Linked DNA regions of Homo sapiens: region 2 is linked to region 1. The links are chromatin loops, found by intact Hi-C in ENCODE. Cell type or tissue: MCF 10A. All regions are shown on one strand.

Region 1 (8,000 bases):
TCCCGTTGAATAAGAAATGAGTAAATAAACCATTAATCTGCTGTTCAATTTATAAGGGATATTTCTGGCAAAAATAACCAACACAAATTAAAACTGAAAATGGCTATGACTGATTGTATGTGGTAAAAATGTGATATTGACTAAAAATGGAGCAAATCTTGAAATGCAGATCTGCAAAATTTGACCCAGGAAAATTGGATCTGGTAAAAATAAGTCACTGAAGAAACCTCACACAAATAATACCTAAAATTGGTACAATTTGATGCAGACAGAACTCTTGATGATTAAATTTTCACTCTAAAATTTACATAAAGAACTGCCAGACATAACTTTAGGGCAAGCACAGTGGTTCATGCCTGTAATCCCAGCACTTTGGGAGGCCGAGGTGGGTGAATCACTTGAGCCCAGGAGTTTCAGACCAGCCGGGACAACATGGTGAAACCCCATCGCTACAAAAAATACAAAAATTAGCCTGGCATGTGGCACGCGCCTGGGGTCCCAGCTATTTCTTGGGAGGCTGAGTTGGGAGGATCAATTAAGCCTAGGAGGTTGAGGCTGCAGTGAGTCGTGATCATGCCACTGTACTCCAGCATGGGCGACAGAGTGAGACCCTGTTTCAAAAAAAAAGAAAAGAAACCACTTTAGGAAACCAAAAAGAATTAATCCCCAAAATTAAAACAACGTTATGTAATATAAAAATTGATTCAAAAATATATTGGTGTTTATTATTTATTAAGGCTAATTATTATGTTGAGTTTATTGGAATTTATTGGGGTTATTGGTGTTTGTTCCTGAAATTGCTCTCTCAATGAGCAGGCAATAATTTTGCATAATTTTTATTCAATGTCAAAATGTCATTAGGATCCAAAGGATAGGGGTCAGGATGGGATTATGGATCAAGATGTGTGTGTGTGCACATGTATGTGTGGTGTGTGTGGAAGAAAAGTTAAGAGCGAGCAAAAGGCAGAGTGGCCCCAGAAGTGGAGCAGCATGCAGGATATGCCCATACTATTAGGAGCCTCAGTTTATCCTGGTTGATGTGCCAGAGCCGAGCGGCATACAGGCTTCAGGATCATGCCAACCTGCATTTAAAAAGGTCACAGGCTATGTCGCCCTGCAAAGGTCCCCACCTCCCCAGCCTCAGCCTCTTGATCTCAACATGAGAATCATAGTAGTACTCACCTCAACAGGTTATCAGGAGGACCACAAGAGCTAATGCCCTTGGCAGGTACCTGGCATGCAATCAGCCTTCAATATTGATATTGGCCACAATTATTTACTATTGTTTTACTTTTTAAGTGTGGATGTGCTCTCAGAAGAAGTTACTCACCTAGCTGCCTGTCCTAGATGTGTAACTTCTTCTGGATGGGGTCTTCATATCATGTTTCTTTGCCCCCAGCCTGGTTTCCAGAATCCCAGCACAATGTCATGTTTATTATAGGATACCAGCGATTTTTAGCTGAATGTTGACTGGACATGAAAGAGAGAGAAAAAAAATAAAGGGAGAGAAAGAAAGAGGTTGGGGGGTCAGGGCTGTGAGACATATGGGGTGCATCAAAGGATTGCTAGACAGATGGTAAGCAGGGGAGCAGCTCAAGGCAGAGAGAACACCTGGGCTATGTACTAATTAGCTGACAGGTGGGTCAAGGATTGGAAAAAGTAGGAAACAGTATGTTGTTTATTCCCCGGAATCAGAGGCTGCCTGAGGCCAGGTTCACTAATGCCCCTACTCCTCCTGGCTAAGTTCTACAAGTTCAGAATACATTCCACTTCACCTTGAAGAAGCCCTGGGCCACGGGACGGAAGCTTTGCTGACAGGTTTCATAACTGGGCCTTTCACTTAAGGTTCTGAGCCACTTTGGCCTCAGCCAGCACTGCACTTCCTCCAGTCATATCTTCCCCGAAACTAAAATACAGCTTGGAAAGACAGTCTGGTGCCCTCACCGTCGCTGTGGCTTCCTCAAGCCATGACATGCTCTTTTATGAGCCTGCGGGGCTGTAATTCTCATCACCTGACATTTATGGGAGGCTTCGTATTAGCAAACGGCTTTATGGCCATTTTTATGAGGGATGCCTCTCTGAACCCTGTCAGGTGTAATCACCCAGACTAGGCAGGAGGAGAGAGCATGGTGGGCAGGCAAATGGCCCTGGCCCACTGGCCAGCAAAGAGCCAGGGATGGAGCCTGCAGGTGCCACTGCTCTTCAAACGTGTGTCATAGCTGATTTTCTTGTCCTCACAGCCTTGGCAGCTCTCTCCGTGTCACTGTCCTCCACATCCAACCCACCAGAGGGTCCTGAAGGTGAGACCACCAAAGCCACCTCATATCCATTCATTTCTGTCCATCTTCCCAGCTTGACTCCCACACAGCACCACCTGGCTCTGTCTCCTCCTCTTGCCCCGCTGCCCTACTGTCCATCATCCACACAGAAGACAAAATAATCCTCTAGATGATTTTTGTTTTGTTTTGAGATGGAGTCTCGCTCTGTCAGTCAGCTTGGAGTGCAGTGGTGCGATCTTGGCTCACTGCAACCTCCGCCTCCGAGGTGCAAGCAATCTTCGTGTTTCAGCCTCTGGATCAACTGAGACTACAGGTGCGTGGCACCACGCTCAGCTAGTTTTTGTATTTTTAGTAAAGACAGGGTTTCACCATGTTGTCCGGGCAGGTCTTGAACTCCTGACCCCAAGTGATCCACGCACCTCGGCCTCCCAAAATGCTGGGATTACAGGCGTGAGCCACTGCGCCCGGCTTCTCTAGATGTTAATATAGTTATTTAATGTATGCACTTTTTAAACTTTCTGATATTTCTGGGAAAAAAAAATCTTTATTGATACCCTGTAGCGAGTATGTACTATTAAAAAAAATAGTCCTTGAAAGACAAAAATAGCAAATGCTCAATAGCTTCCTCTTCTGAATAAAATGTATCCCAAACAAAATCCCAGCTCCTGGGCAAAATACTGGGACCCTCTGTGAACTGGTACTTGCCCACTTCTCTGGCCTCTCCACACAGCCCTCTGCTCCTGCACGGAGTTCAAGGACCCAGGGAGCACTTTTCTGTCTCTGGAGTTTACACCCACTTCTCTCTCTGCATGAAAAGCTCTTGGCCTCTCCTGGCACAGCTGGCGTTGTCACAACCTTCCATTCTTAAATTGCCTGCCATCCCCCTGTACCCCGTCTCCCCCACCCACACATCTCCACATTAGCCTGTTAACGTTCAGAGCACTTTCAACAACCTTAAAATGTTTCCTGTTTGTTGACATACAAAATTGGTTTCCTTTGGCAGATTGTAAGTTTCATGAGAACAAGCACCTGCTCTGTAATTTTTGCTACTGTACTCAATGCTTTGCACATCACCTGCACCAAGTATAAGCTGAGTAAATAGGTGTTGAAAAAGTAAATGAAAAAATGGAATGGTAATTGAAAAACCTCTCTCCTCTCAAACCACACGTTAGTCTTCATTTTCATCAGTAGAGGGCAGCAAAGACTTTGCATTATCTAACTTTTCTGGCGTTTCTGCCAGAAAACTTATTCTCCTTTGCCCAGTAGTAGACTCTGGTTGTCAGGAGTTTTAGGAAAATACTCAGCCTTACAAACTCTTCCCTCTCCTTATTTCTGGAGTTGTCTTCACTCTGAATTATTTACAGGTGTTTTTGTTTTTCTAAGATTTCAGGCTGACAATGTTCCTTAAGAAATGAAAGCACATGTATCTACTAAACCAAAAAAGAAACCCCAGTGGCCTGGAGCCTGTACCTGCCTGCCCGACGAATTACTGGGGGGAAAGATGCTTATATCATATCCTACAGCTGTTTAGGACTTAAGGCTCGGCAGCTCTCCCTTATGGTGTGTAGGAGGGGCAGGTACCAGAGAAGCAGCTGCTACTTGTGTTGTGAGCACTTGCAAGAGCAAGTTGTGCGTGGGTTTATGGTTCTGTCTTCTATTTGCATCTGTTTCTGCTTATTCCATCTTCTGTTCTACACACCCCTACCTTCCACTCCCCAAGGCAAGAATTTCACCATTCCCTGCCTTTGTGCGCTCCCATGGTGGCTTCACCCAGAGTACACCCTGAACCTGGGTAATCAGAAGTAGAATCAGTGTCCACCCTGTTTTAGAATGGTATTTTCACTCACCTTCTGTCCAGCAAATATTTAAGAGTCCTCCTACATATTAGGCATGGGTTTGTGCTCTGTGAATACCGATGCTCCATTTGGTGGAAAGGCCCATTACAGGATCAAAAGGGGAGCATGATTTCTCAACCTCAGTACTATTGAGATTTTGGACAAAGTAATTTTCTGTCATAGGAGCATTCTAGGATGTTTCGCAACACCCCGGCCTCTACCCATTAGATGGAAGTAGCATCCACCCCCCAAGCTGTAATAACCAAAAATGCCTCCAGACATTGCCAAAAGTGGGGGTGGGGAGGAATTCCTACCCCCAACCTTGAGAACCAGTACTTTAAGGGGATCATAGTGGATGCCGTTGGGATATCTTTGCGGCCTTACATCAGTGACCCCTTTCTCCTAATACTCCTCCTCCTTACCCACTATTTATCTGTTGTGACCTGAAGCCCATGGACTTGACAGATTGGACATCTGACCCAACTTAGGCTTCTCAGCTTCTCTCCTCTGGGAATTTGAAAGTAGGACCGAGGGACTGTCTACCACATGGGCTCTCAGCAGCGTCAAAACTTTAATGAGAATTCAGGAGATGTGGGTGGATGTATGATAATAACATTGGAGACCAGATGCGAAGATATTTGCTTATCTACTGCAGAGATAAGAATAAAATGCTCAGTAGAGAAACACAGAGACAAGAGTCAAAGAGAAGCCACCTGGTGCTAGCACTTTCTAAGGCCTGGCTACACTTCCTACAATTCTTGCCTTAGATAGTAAGACATTCCTGAACATTTTAAACTAATTCCTCTTTGATGCCAGGGCAGTATTTTGTTCTGTTACTGGCCAATAAGGAGTTCTGACTAGTCCATTCTATGTGGCCTGGAACTGAAATCTTAACCAGAAAACATCAGGGATCCAGGCAGCTGGGGGAGCCATTTCTAACCCTAAGGGCAGCTTCACTGACTCAGACCATGTGCTCTATTTCACTTTCCCTACCAAATGGCTTTCTCACCCTCTATCACTACAGGGATAGAGATGGTGTTTTCTTTTGTCTTAACCTTGGCTTATCCATGGCTCATGTCCTCAACTTCTTGTCCATTCACCATCAGCTGGACTGCTAACAGCACACACAAGTTGCGTTTCTAGGCTTAGTTTCCTGAGCGGGGGGAGTCTGGTTGGCTCCTGTGGCCAACACCGCTGGCTGCCCACTCAGCAACCACCCTCCTCATCAGGTTTGTTCAGGTGAACAACCTCAGGTGGTGAATACATCATTGGTTTGTAAGAGCGCTGAGAGGTAAGGGAACTTTTGCGGGGCTGGGGGGCGGATTATGGGAAAGAGTGTTATCCCTGATACGAGACGGGGAGGCCTGAGAGGGAGCTGGCCCACCCGCTTCCTGCCTGCTTTGGATGTCACATGAGGACATGATGCATGACGCGGTTGTACCTATCATGCACCCATGAGGCAAAGCCAAGAGAACGACAGAGAAACTGACAGAAGAGGGCGTCAACATCCTTGAGCTGACAAACTGACCAGCCCTCGAGCCACTTACCTTCAGACTTCTTGTTACATGAGGTATCCTTAAGGTTTAAGCTACTTTGACTCGGGTGTCCTGTTACTTGAAGCCAAGAGGATCCTGACCAATATAGAATAGCTCATCTTTTCAGGCCATGTGGCTTAGGTCCTAGGTCTCTAGCTGTGAATCTGTAGGTTGACTGCCTTGGGGCCAGGCATCCACCGGCAGCCCACATGTTTATGCCTCCCTAACTCCCAACCTTTTATTTTGAAAATGTTTAAACCTACAGAAAAGTTTAAAAAGAAAATACAATGAACTCTCAAATATCCTTCACCTGCAATCACCCATTGTTAACATTTCACTACTCTTGTTTATTGTACATAACTCCATATACGTATATGGGTGTTTTTCATAGACAGATAGATAGATAGTGGGGTTTGGGGGCTGAAAATTGGAAAGTACATTAAAAACTTTATGAAGCTTCACTCCATAGTACTTTGGCATTTACCTCCAAAGAAACAAGGACATTTTCCTGTATAACCAAATTGTCAATCTAATAGATTCAACATTGAGGTATTATCTAATATTTTAAAAGTCTTATTAAATATATATAGCTTTTCCCCCAGTACCACCCTTTGAAGCTTTACTTGTTTTGTTTTGTCTTAGTTTTGCCTTTGTTTTTGTTTTTATCCGGGATTCATCAAGAATCACATGCTGTTTTAGCTGTCACGTCTCTATAGTCTATTTTAGAACAGTTCTCTTGACATTTGCGGGGAAATGGGGAGAGGGCCTTCAGGTCAGTTCTTTTATAGAATGTCCCACAATTTGGATTATCTGGATATTTCTTCAGAATTAGATTTAGTTAAAGACTTTTAGCAAAAACTTCTACAGAAGTGATGTTGGGTCCCTCTCAGTGTTCATAACAAGAGGCATATGATATCACTGTGCCCTGTTATAGGTGATGCTAAATTTAATCCTCTGATTAAGGTGTTGCCTGCTAGAATTCTTCACTGTAAAGGTATATTTCCCCACTTTATAATTAATAAGTAATCTCTGGGATGGTACATGGAGGATATGAAAATATCTTGTTCCTCCACAACTTTTACCATGTTCTAGCATTCATTAATAAACTTTGACTGAATCAATTATAATGTTGGTGATTGCAAAAATCACAATTTTTCTAATCCTATCATTTCTTCCACATTTACAAGCTGGCATTCTGCTGTTTAAGCAAATGCTCTCCTCTCATACTCACCTTTTAATGTTCTTGAGTATCACTGTCAACTAGGAAAAATCATTACCATCGGTTTTCTTTTCAATTCTCAATTTGTCCCAAATTAGGCCAACGGGAGCCCCTTCCAGTTGGTCTCTGTGTCCTTCTGACATATGCCTGTTGGTTTTGAGTGCTTCTTTACTTATTTCACGATTCTGTAGCAGAGGAGGTCCCAGGCTCATCTTGCACTTTCTTTGCTCCAGACATTGAATCAGCCATTTCTCCAAGGAGATTCAGTTTCTTTTAGTGGAAACCTTCAGTTCTTAGAAAAAAAAATGAGTAGGAAGAGTGCTCTTGCTATTGGAGTCTCATTGCCTCTAGGCCCTTTCAGTAGACAGAGCCAGAAAGTATATTTTATTTAAAATCATTAATTTATCTGAATCCCCCAACTCCAATCCAATACCAGCAGTTCTTCCTCTTGTCCTCCCAGTCCATATTTTTATCTTTTTCATTTTTTTGAGACAAGGTCTTGCTCTGTTGCCTGGGTTGGAGTCCCATGGCAATATCATAACTCACTGCAGTCTCAACCTCCCAGACTCCAGCAATCCTCCTGCCTCAGCCTCCCAAGTAGCTGGGACTACAGGTACATACCACCTTACCCAGCTAATTTTTTTTTTTTTTATAGATGGGGTCTTGCTTTGTTGCCCAGGCTGGTCTCGAATCCCTGGACTCAAGTGATCCCACCTTGACCTCCCAAAGGGCTGGGGTTACAGGCGTGAGCCACTGCGCCCAGCCCATATTTTTACCTCTCTTTTCTCAAAGGAAGAATGCTGGTTTTCATGAACATCACTATATTTACTCTTCTGCTCTCTTCTATAATACTCAATAATATTAGACTTACTACATCAACACCACTACCAACAACAAACCTAACAAAGTTCAAGATTACAGTTTTAAAAAATGTCCTTAGAATGTAGCCCACTTAAAAGTAGAAGTCTGTTTAAAAGCCTTTAAACCTTGAAATAGGTTCGTTTGTTTCTTTTTAAATTCAACATTAGGGTTTTCCTATCCTTATTGATTATATATATATACTTTTTTTTTCTTTGAGACAGAGTTTAACTCTTTCATCCAGGCTAGAGTGCAATGGTGTGATCTCTGCTCA
Region 2 (8,000 bases), 350 kb after region 1:
AGGTGAGTTTTCTTGTTTGTTTATTTTTTGAGACAGAGTCTTGGCTCTGTCACCCAGGCTGGAGTGCAGTGGCGCCATCTTGCCTTCAAGCAATTCTCCTGTCTCAGCCTCCTGAGTAGCTGGGATTACAGGCATGTACCAACACACCTGGCTAATTTTTGCATTTTTAGTAGAGACGGCATTTCACCATGTTGGCCAGGCTGGACTTGAACTCCTGACCTCAGGTGATCCACACGCCTCAGCCTCTCAAAGTGCTGGGATTACAGACGTGAGCCATCGCGCCCAGCCTAGAGGTGAGTTTTGTGCCTCCCCTCCCCTGCTGGAGTTTTGGAAGCTTGCTTTTCCCCCTCCAGATTTCTACTGCCATCCTTTCATGAGGGATGTCTGAGAAGCTGGAGGAGTTGTTATGTGGCTTTCTTATGTCAAGCCACCTTCCTCAGAGTATCAGGGATGGGGCAGGAGGTGGCTAACTTTAGGTAGCATCTGGACTGGCTGGAAATGTCACTGAAACACATCAGCCATTGTCTTTCCCTTGTCCCAACTCTTCAGGTCTGATTGCTTGAAGGAGAAAGTCTCAGGTTGGTGCTCATCTTGAACACTTCTGTAACACTTAGAAATCTTCTTCAGGCCCCAGGTTCAAAACCTCAGGCAGCAACAGCTATAGGTGGAATTGTGTTCCCCACCTCCCACTCCTCCATCAAAAGATATGTTGAAGTCTTAACCCCTGGTAACTGTGAACACGATTTTATCTGGAAATAGGGTCTTTGCCGTTGTAACTAGTTTAAAATGAGATCTTCAGGGTGGGTCCTAATCCAGTATGACTGGTGTCCTTACAAGAAGAGGAGAAAAGACACAAAGATAGAGACACAGAGGGAAGACGGGTATGTGAAGACAAAGGCAGAGATGGGAGTGATGCTGCCACAAGCCCAGGAATGCCTGGGGCTACCAGAGGTTGGAAGAGGCAAGAGAAAATCCTCCCTCAGAGATTTTGGAGGGAGCATGGCCCTGCCAACATCTTAATACTGGACTTCTAGCCTCCAGACCGTGACAGAATAAGCTACCCAGTTTGTGATCATTTATTTTAGCAGCCCTAAGAAGTGACCATCTACCATGTTTGGTAGATGTTTTTGTTAGGGCAGCAGCACCGAACAGTGCCAAAGAACCTGGGTTCTGCAGCCTGAAATGCCTCCTCTGTTTACTAATTACACAACCATAGGCAAACTTGCTAACCTCTCTCTGTTTCAGTTTCCTTATCCGGAAAGTGAGATGGTGATAGTACTGACTTTGCAGGGCATGAGAATTGTACATCAAGACATTTAGCACACTGCCTGGCAGGTAGGATGGACTCAATAAGTGTGATTACTGTTTTATGGCTACTTTATATTTGTGGAAAATGATACTAATTTTCCTTTTTTTTGAGACTGAATCTTGCTCTGTTGCCCAGGCTGTAGTGCAGTGGCATGACCTTGGCTTACTGCAACCTCCATTTCCTGGGTTCAAGTAATTCTTGTGCCTCAGAGTAGCTGGGATTATAGGCGTGTGCCCCCACACCTGGCTAAGTTTTGTGTTTTTAGTAGAGACAGGGTTTTGCCATGTTGCCTAGGCTGGTCTCGAACTCCTGGGCTCAAGCGATCCACCTGCCTTGGCCTCCAAAAGTGCTGGGATTACAGGTGTGAGCCACTGTACCTGGCCAAATTTTACTAATTTACTATTGGAACATAAAGTTTTCCTTTAAATTAAATTCTAGATGAAAGTTGATACTAGAGATGAAGTTGCCCCCACCTCAAAAAAGAAAACTGAGTCAATTAAAATAAGAATTTTAAGTAAATAATAACACAGGCAATAGATGGATATGGCAAACATTGTGAAGGTGGTAAAATACTAATTTTATGAAGCACTTATATGTGCCAGGCACTCTTCAAAGCACTCTACATGTTTTAAGAAATTTATCCTTAACATCCCTTAGAAAGGTGCTATTATATCTCCATTTTCTAGAAAAGGGATCTGAGCCACAGAGAGGTTAGGTAACTTACCCAAGGCTAAACAGCTGGCAACACAGGAAATCAGGCACTTGAGGCTGTGCACCTAACCTTTGCACTCATCAGGCAGAGAAGACTTCCAGCCAAGAGGCCTTTGTGGGCCCTCATGGTTGTACAAACCAGAGTTTGCTCCACAGAGGTGAATTCAGCCTGCTGAGCATTAAAAGGAAGTGTTTCTTGCCTGTTTCTCCACCTACCTCCACTGAAACTTAGCAATTCCCATCCGTCAAAGTGATTTCCTCTCCTCCCAACCCTCCCTTTTGGATGTCCAGAGCAGCTGCCAGGAGTTAAACCCCTTTGGGAGAAATCAAATGCTCACTGTTGACAATTTATGATGAAGTGTTGCCCTCTCCAAATCAACTACTGAAAAAAAAAAAATCCAGGCCTGGGGAATAACCTATTAAGTGAAAATAAACATGTTTTTATTGTTTCATGCTAAAAGACATATTTGGCTTCACACGCTTACAGCTGGGAAGAATGCATATTTTTGGCAAAGAAGGCTCGAGTAATCTCTGCACGTTCACACGGTTGACCCCTCCCTGCATGAAGAGCAGATGGTGTTTCATGCACAGATTTCTGGCACAGTCCTCCTCTTGTCTGATGTAAAAGGTGCGAGTGGACCTCTAGCCCCCTTTCCCCTTTTGCTTCTTCTGATCAGTCTCGCGGTAAAGAGCAAATTTAGCACTTCATTAAGGCCACTAACCCAAGTCAAGCTCTGGACTCTGAAAGCACTGAGTCTACCACAGAATCACAGAACATAAAACAGAATTAACATGTGGATAGTTTTTTGAAAACCGATGGTAGAAAGTGGTCCTGAAGGGAGGGGGCTTAGGGTCATGACTTCTGGTGTCTTCTAGAAGAACATGTTAAGTCCAGGAAAAGAGGACTTGAAAAAAAAATACGTGCTCCCAGGAGAAACATTATCCAGTACTAGATATTGAAGTGAGAGACAATAACTCTGACATTAAATATCCCATTAGCACAGTTTTACAAAAAATCTGGATTGCTACAAATTTGAGAGTTACCCAACAGTGAAGACATATTCTGTATGTTTTTCTTCTTACTAGAAAATTCCAGGCCGGGCATGGTGGCTCACGTCTGTAATCCCAGCACTTTGGGAGGCCGAGGCGGGCAGATCACAAGGTCAGGAGATCGAGACAATCCTGGCTAACACGGTGAGACCCCGTCTCTACTAAAAATACAAAAAATTAGCAGGGCAAGGTGGCACGCACCTGTAGTCCCAGCTACTCGGGAGGCTGAGGCAGGAGAATCACTTGAATTCGGGAGGCGGAGGTTGCAGTGAGCCAAGATGGCACCACTGCACTCCAGCCTGGGCGACAGAGCGAGACTCTGTCTCGAAGAAAAGAAAATTCCTTTTGGTTTTCCAGGATACAAAGTGTGGAACAAATCTCTGATGACTCCATGTGGGTAAACAACACCAACACCAACACCAACACACATGCAACAGACATTTTACAGTAATCCATACGGATTATTACAAATTACAAAACCAGAAAACAAGCCCCCACACCTCTTGGCTTTACAGTGGAATATACTAAGGAAATAAGTTGCCAGCCCTGGAACGCTCTATTTTTTGGGATGAAGATATGAAAGGTTTGGAAGTCCTTAAGTGTCCACTGCCCTAAGCAATCATTTTTTATATGTTTTATATATGGAAGGTTTATTTATACAATATTCCATAATGACTAACACATTATACCCCTTTTATAAACATTATTCACATACATATTAACTCATAGAGATTCTCTTTGGTCTATTAAAAACACTGTACTTAAAAAAATAAGCAGAGACACAAGTCTATAGTTTTTCTGCTTATGTTTCCTGGAGGCATGAATTTTTCTCTTTATCTATTTGCTCCTTCCTCTTTTTACCCTTAACACCCCTTCCCCCGACCCAAAGTGTAATAATAAGAAACAATATTTCCGGGAGATGCAACTCAGATGTCACCATTAGCAAACTATTCTACTGCACATTTCTGGGTTGACTCATTGTGATCATTCAAGCCCATCCTTGCATCCTTCCTGACATCCCCAACACTTTTTGATCCTTGATCATTTGGAATCTGTATGCTGTGTTTTAAAAAAATATCTGGTTTATCGGCCAAGCAGGTTCGAAGGAAGAGCTAAATCCTTATGAAACCCTCCACTATACCTCATGGAAAGTTCCCAGAGACTTAAAAAGCAGCACGTGCAAAAATTAGGAGTGGTGGTTTCCTATTGCTCAATTGTAAGGCAGAAGCCAATGCATGAAGATGGAAATGTGACTAAGAGGGCTTTGAAGACAAGGTATAAATAGCCAGTGTGCTCAATCCCACCTCTTCCCTTCTCACCTACCACTTGGCAGATAAAGCCAGAACTCTGGGGCTTCTTGTGGTGTATTGTCACCTCCTCCTGTGGTTAACCGAGACAAGGGTGTGGCTAAGAAGTCCAAATTATTCATCGCATTAAAAGATGGCTGCCTGTTTAACCCCTGCATGTGATAGCTTCACATAGAAGAAAACATTTCTGTAACCTCCAGATGCAATCCTTACTCTGCTCATGGTCTGGCTGATGCTGGATCCTGTTTACAAGCAGGGCTGGATGAAAAACTGAGGATGCTTCCTCAGTAAAATTAGGATCTGAACTTTAAAACAACCGACATATCCCAGTGATGCTGCATTTGTGTTATTGTCTTTGATAATCAGAGCAGCATGTGCCTTTAAAAATCAAATTCTTATTGATGTCTTAAGAGAGGAGGAGAAGATGAAAATATATGGTTCAAATAACATCACGGTATATATGAATTTCATTTATGTGAGCAATGTCTCTTGCAGGTTAGCACAGTAATTTTAGAATTGTATCTTAGATTATAGTCTTTTTTTTAAAAACAAGGATTAGAATGTCTTCTAATGGCTTGTTCTTTATGATGACTTATTTATGAACATAAAGGATGCATGGTTATAAGTGATATTTATATCTTTCTACTTGAAATAGCCTCTTTGTAAGCATTGCAGTTTGGTATCTTTCATATAACATCATGGATTTTTTTTCTGAGACTCTTTATGTACCAGGTCTTTATTTTCTTGATCATTATGCTCTATTAGAAATCCCTGGGGTCAGAAGGTATCGGGGAAAAGACAGAATGGAAAAGAATGAAGATGTGGCAGAGGGATGCAGGATGCTTGGTGGGGAGTCGGGCTGGGGGTGATGGCTAGGGGACATTGTGCTGAAGCATTGGCCTCTTCGGATTGAACACCAAAGAGAATATTATGTCATCTGCTACCTCACTCTAAATCTGATCTGGAGAGACAGGCCAGACCACAGAGCTCGAAGGCATTGGATGTCCTGCCTTGTCATTTGTTAGGTGCCAAGCTGTGAGAAATTAGCAAGATAAAGTTTGGCTTTGACAACAGCAGTGAGTAACAGAGGGATGGGAGTTTGGTGTAACCTGTAGCAGCACATGACTCACTTGCTTTCCTCCATTCTGGCCCACCACCCATTAATACTGCAGGTGAAGACAGATTTGCTCTTCCTCCTATTACTCTCCTGTCTTGGAGGCCAGACTATTGGTATCCCTGTACCATCCCTGATGTTCAAGGAATATCATGCAGTCCACAAACTCTCCATTGAGCAGTTTCCATCCCAGCAGATCATTTGCTCTCTTCTGCATCCCAGTTGTCATGAATTCCTCCTGGGAAGATGACCAAGGCAGGCTCTGTAAGGTAAAAAGGATTTCAGAGTCTGTTGTGTGCGAATGCAGCTGGGAAGAACTATAGTTCTTCAGAATTCTTAACATCTTTTGGGCAGAAATTTATCTTCTCCCAGAAGAGATGCTGTGGTCTTCTGAGTGCATCATATCAGGAGGTACACAGTATCTGTTTCCTCATTGCTTGTGATGCTAACTTTGGTGTTTTGGTTAAGGTGTTTGGTACTGTAAAGTTGTGATTTCTTTTTCCTTCAGTGACTAATAAGTATCTTGTGAGGAGATATTCTGAGACTTTTCAAGCTTTCATCCACTAGTTTTAATATTCATTCATGGTTATTGCCTGAACCAATTACTACTGAATGGTTGCCAAATTATTTTTTTTAATTCCATAATTCCTTTTACACTCAGAGGTTGGCACTTGACCATAAGGGAGAGCTTTTCCTTCTCCTACATTTATTTATTTATGTCAGTATAGGCTCAGGGATTCCTATTTCATTCTACCGGTTATCATCCGTTACTGCCAAGCCCCCTACTCCTACTCTAAACCCTGAATCTAATGATGAAGAAACAACAAACACAAATTGAGAGACATTCCATAAAATAAATGGCTTATAATATTCAAAATTCCAAGACCATGAAAGAAAATGAATCTTGAGGAACTGTTCCACATTAAAGGAAACTAAAGAGGTATGACAACTATATGCAAGATGTGGTCTTGAAAGGGGTCCTAGAAAAGACTTTTGAAATAATTTTTCTATAAGGGAAAACAGGACAATTAAAAAATAGAAGGGCAATTGAATAAGACCTGTAGACTAGTTAATAGTACTATATCAACATGATTTTATTATGGTTATGTAAGTGCATATTCTTATTTTTAAAAAATACACACTGAAATGTTTAGGGATAAGTGAGCATTTAGTCTCCAACTTACACTCAAATGGTCCAGAAAAAATAAAAATGAACCTGGTAAAATGTTAACTTTTGGGGAACCTAGTGGGAGAGTTTACAGGAACTCTTTGCACTGTTTTAGCAAACATTTATAAAAGTCTGAAATTATTTCAAAAATAAAAAGTTAAAATCCATGAGCCCCCAGAATTTCTCTGAGGTCTCAAATATTGTATTTTGATGACCAAACTCAACCTGCATTCCTATGATCCTCACACATGTAATCAATATCCTCCCCTCCCTGGCCAATCTCTTGCCTCCTTTCTCTTTCTAGGCTGAGGATGCTCCAGAGGAAAGTGCAGCCAAACCTCTCTGGCAGCCCCTTGTGAGGGGAGGGCAGGTGGTTTGATTGCACATAACAGAAGTTCGATCTTTATGACTTTGTTGCATGGCTCTTGGCCCTTCTGAGTACAAATAAAGTCCAAACTAACCATGCTGGAGGAGGAAAGGAGAAAGCTAAAAGGATGATGGGAAATTGGTTCGATAATTTTCTATCTCCTGTCCAATTTTCTTTCATCTAGACCCTGATTTCTTTTCTGTCCAGGGACTTGTGCTGATGTAACAGGCTAGTTTTCTCTTTGGGGAAACTTTAATAATGATCACAGCCTCATTCTTTGTGGGGGTGGTGTGGAACAGTCAGATCTTACAAGCGGTTTGTGGAAGTCTTATCACATCAATTTGGGGAGTCTTACCTAAACTCCCAACTTACAAAGGCAGAACTAAGATCTTTGGCTCCAGAGACTGAATGTACCAGAGGAGCCCCAATTTTCAAGCAGACAACCACATCTGGGCTCAAAACTGAGCTGCTCTGAGCTCCCAGGGCCTGCAAATGCAATGCAGCACTTCCTCATTAGCTAATGTGCTCCATTCAGCACAACAGCAAGTAAGAGCTGTCAGAGGCTCCAGGTGGCTGCTTTGCATTCAGCGGGAGAAGCAGGCATTCCTTGATAACGAGGATGCATTCTGCGTCTCACCATGTCAATAAATTACACAGGATTTGGAGTTATGCTGTCTTCACTACATACCACTGAACATGGGCGGGGGGTTCATTTTGTTATTTACCAATTTTAGCCCTCAAAAGGAAGGCGGTCTGCCTTAGACATATCCTGCCTCTCCTCCCTGTGCCTAGGTTGGTGCCAGTGCTGATGCTGGGTGTCCACCTATGGAGAAGGTTCAACCTGTTAATATCACAATGGGCCCAGAGATGGCCGCTTTGATCTGTATTATCAGTCTTGGTGTCGGCAGCTGTGAGAATGCCCCTCCCAGATTACAGCATCTGCATCCCAAGCGAGTAGCAGTGGTTTGTTTGCT

What was found. Hi-C counts contacts between places; a loop is a spot of excess contacts. Peaks named below come from ENCODE experiments on the same cell type or tissue, not always from the same donor. Only the 100,000 strongest peaks of a DNase experiment are listed, where the experiment ranks them.
Region 2: it touches region 1 in a loop (3-fold over the local background); 2 of 110 quality-filtered maps call a loop at or near these places.

Annotation. Positions count from the first base shown.
Region 1 is chr5:146,422,819-146,430,818 of GRCh38, reverse strand. No RefSeq gene overlaps it. Among named protein-coding and RNA genes, the nearest start is that of TCERG1, 21 kb to the left of the region's middle. In MCF 10A, a CTCF peak has its summit at 3,478 (motif pointing right); a DNase peak (open chromatin) is centred at 3,488.
Region 2 is chr5:146,076,213-146,084,212 of GRCh38, reverse strand. It overlaps a transcript of SH3RF2 not described here. Among named protein-coding and RNA genes, the nearest start is that of PLAC8L1, 25 kb to the left of the region's middle. RefSeq lists an enhancer at 7,465-7,634. In MCF 10A, no CTCF peak of the experiment used is centred here; a DNase peak (open chromatin) is centred at 4,342.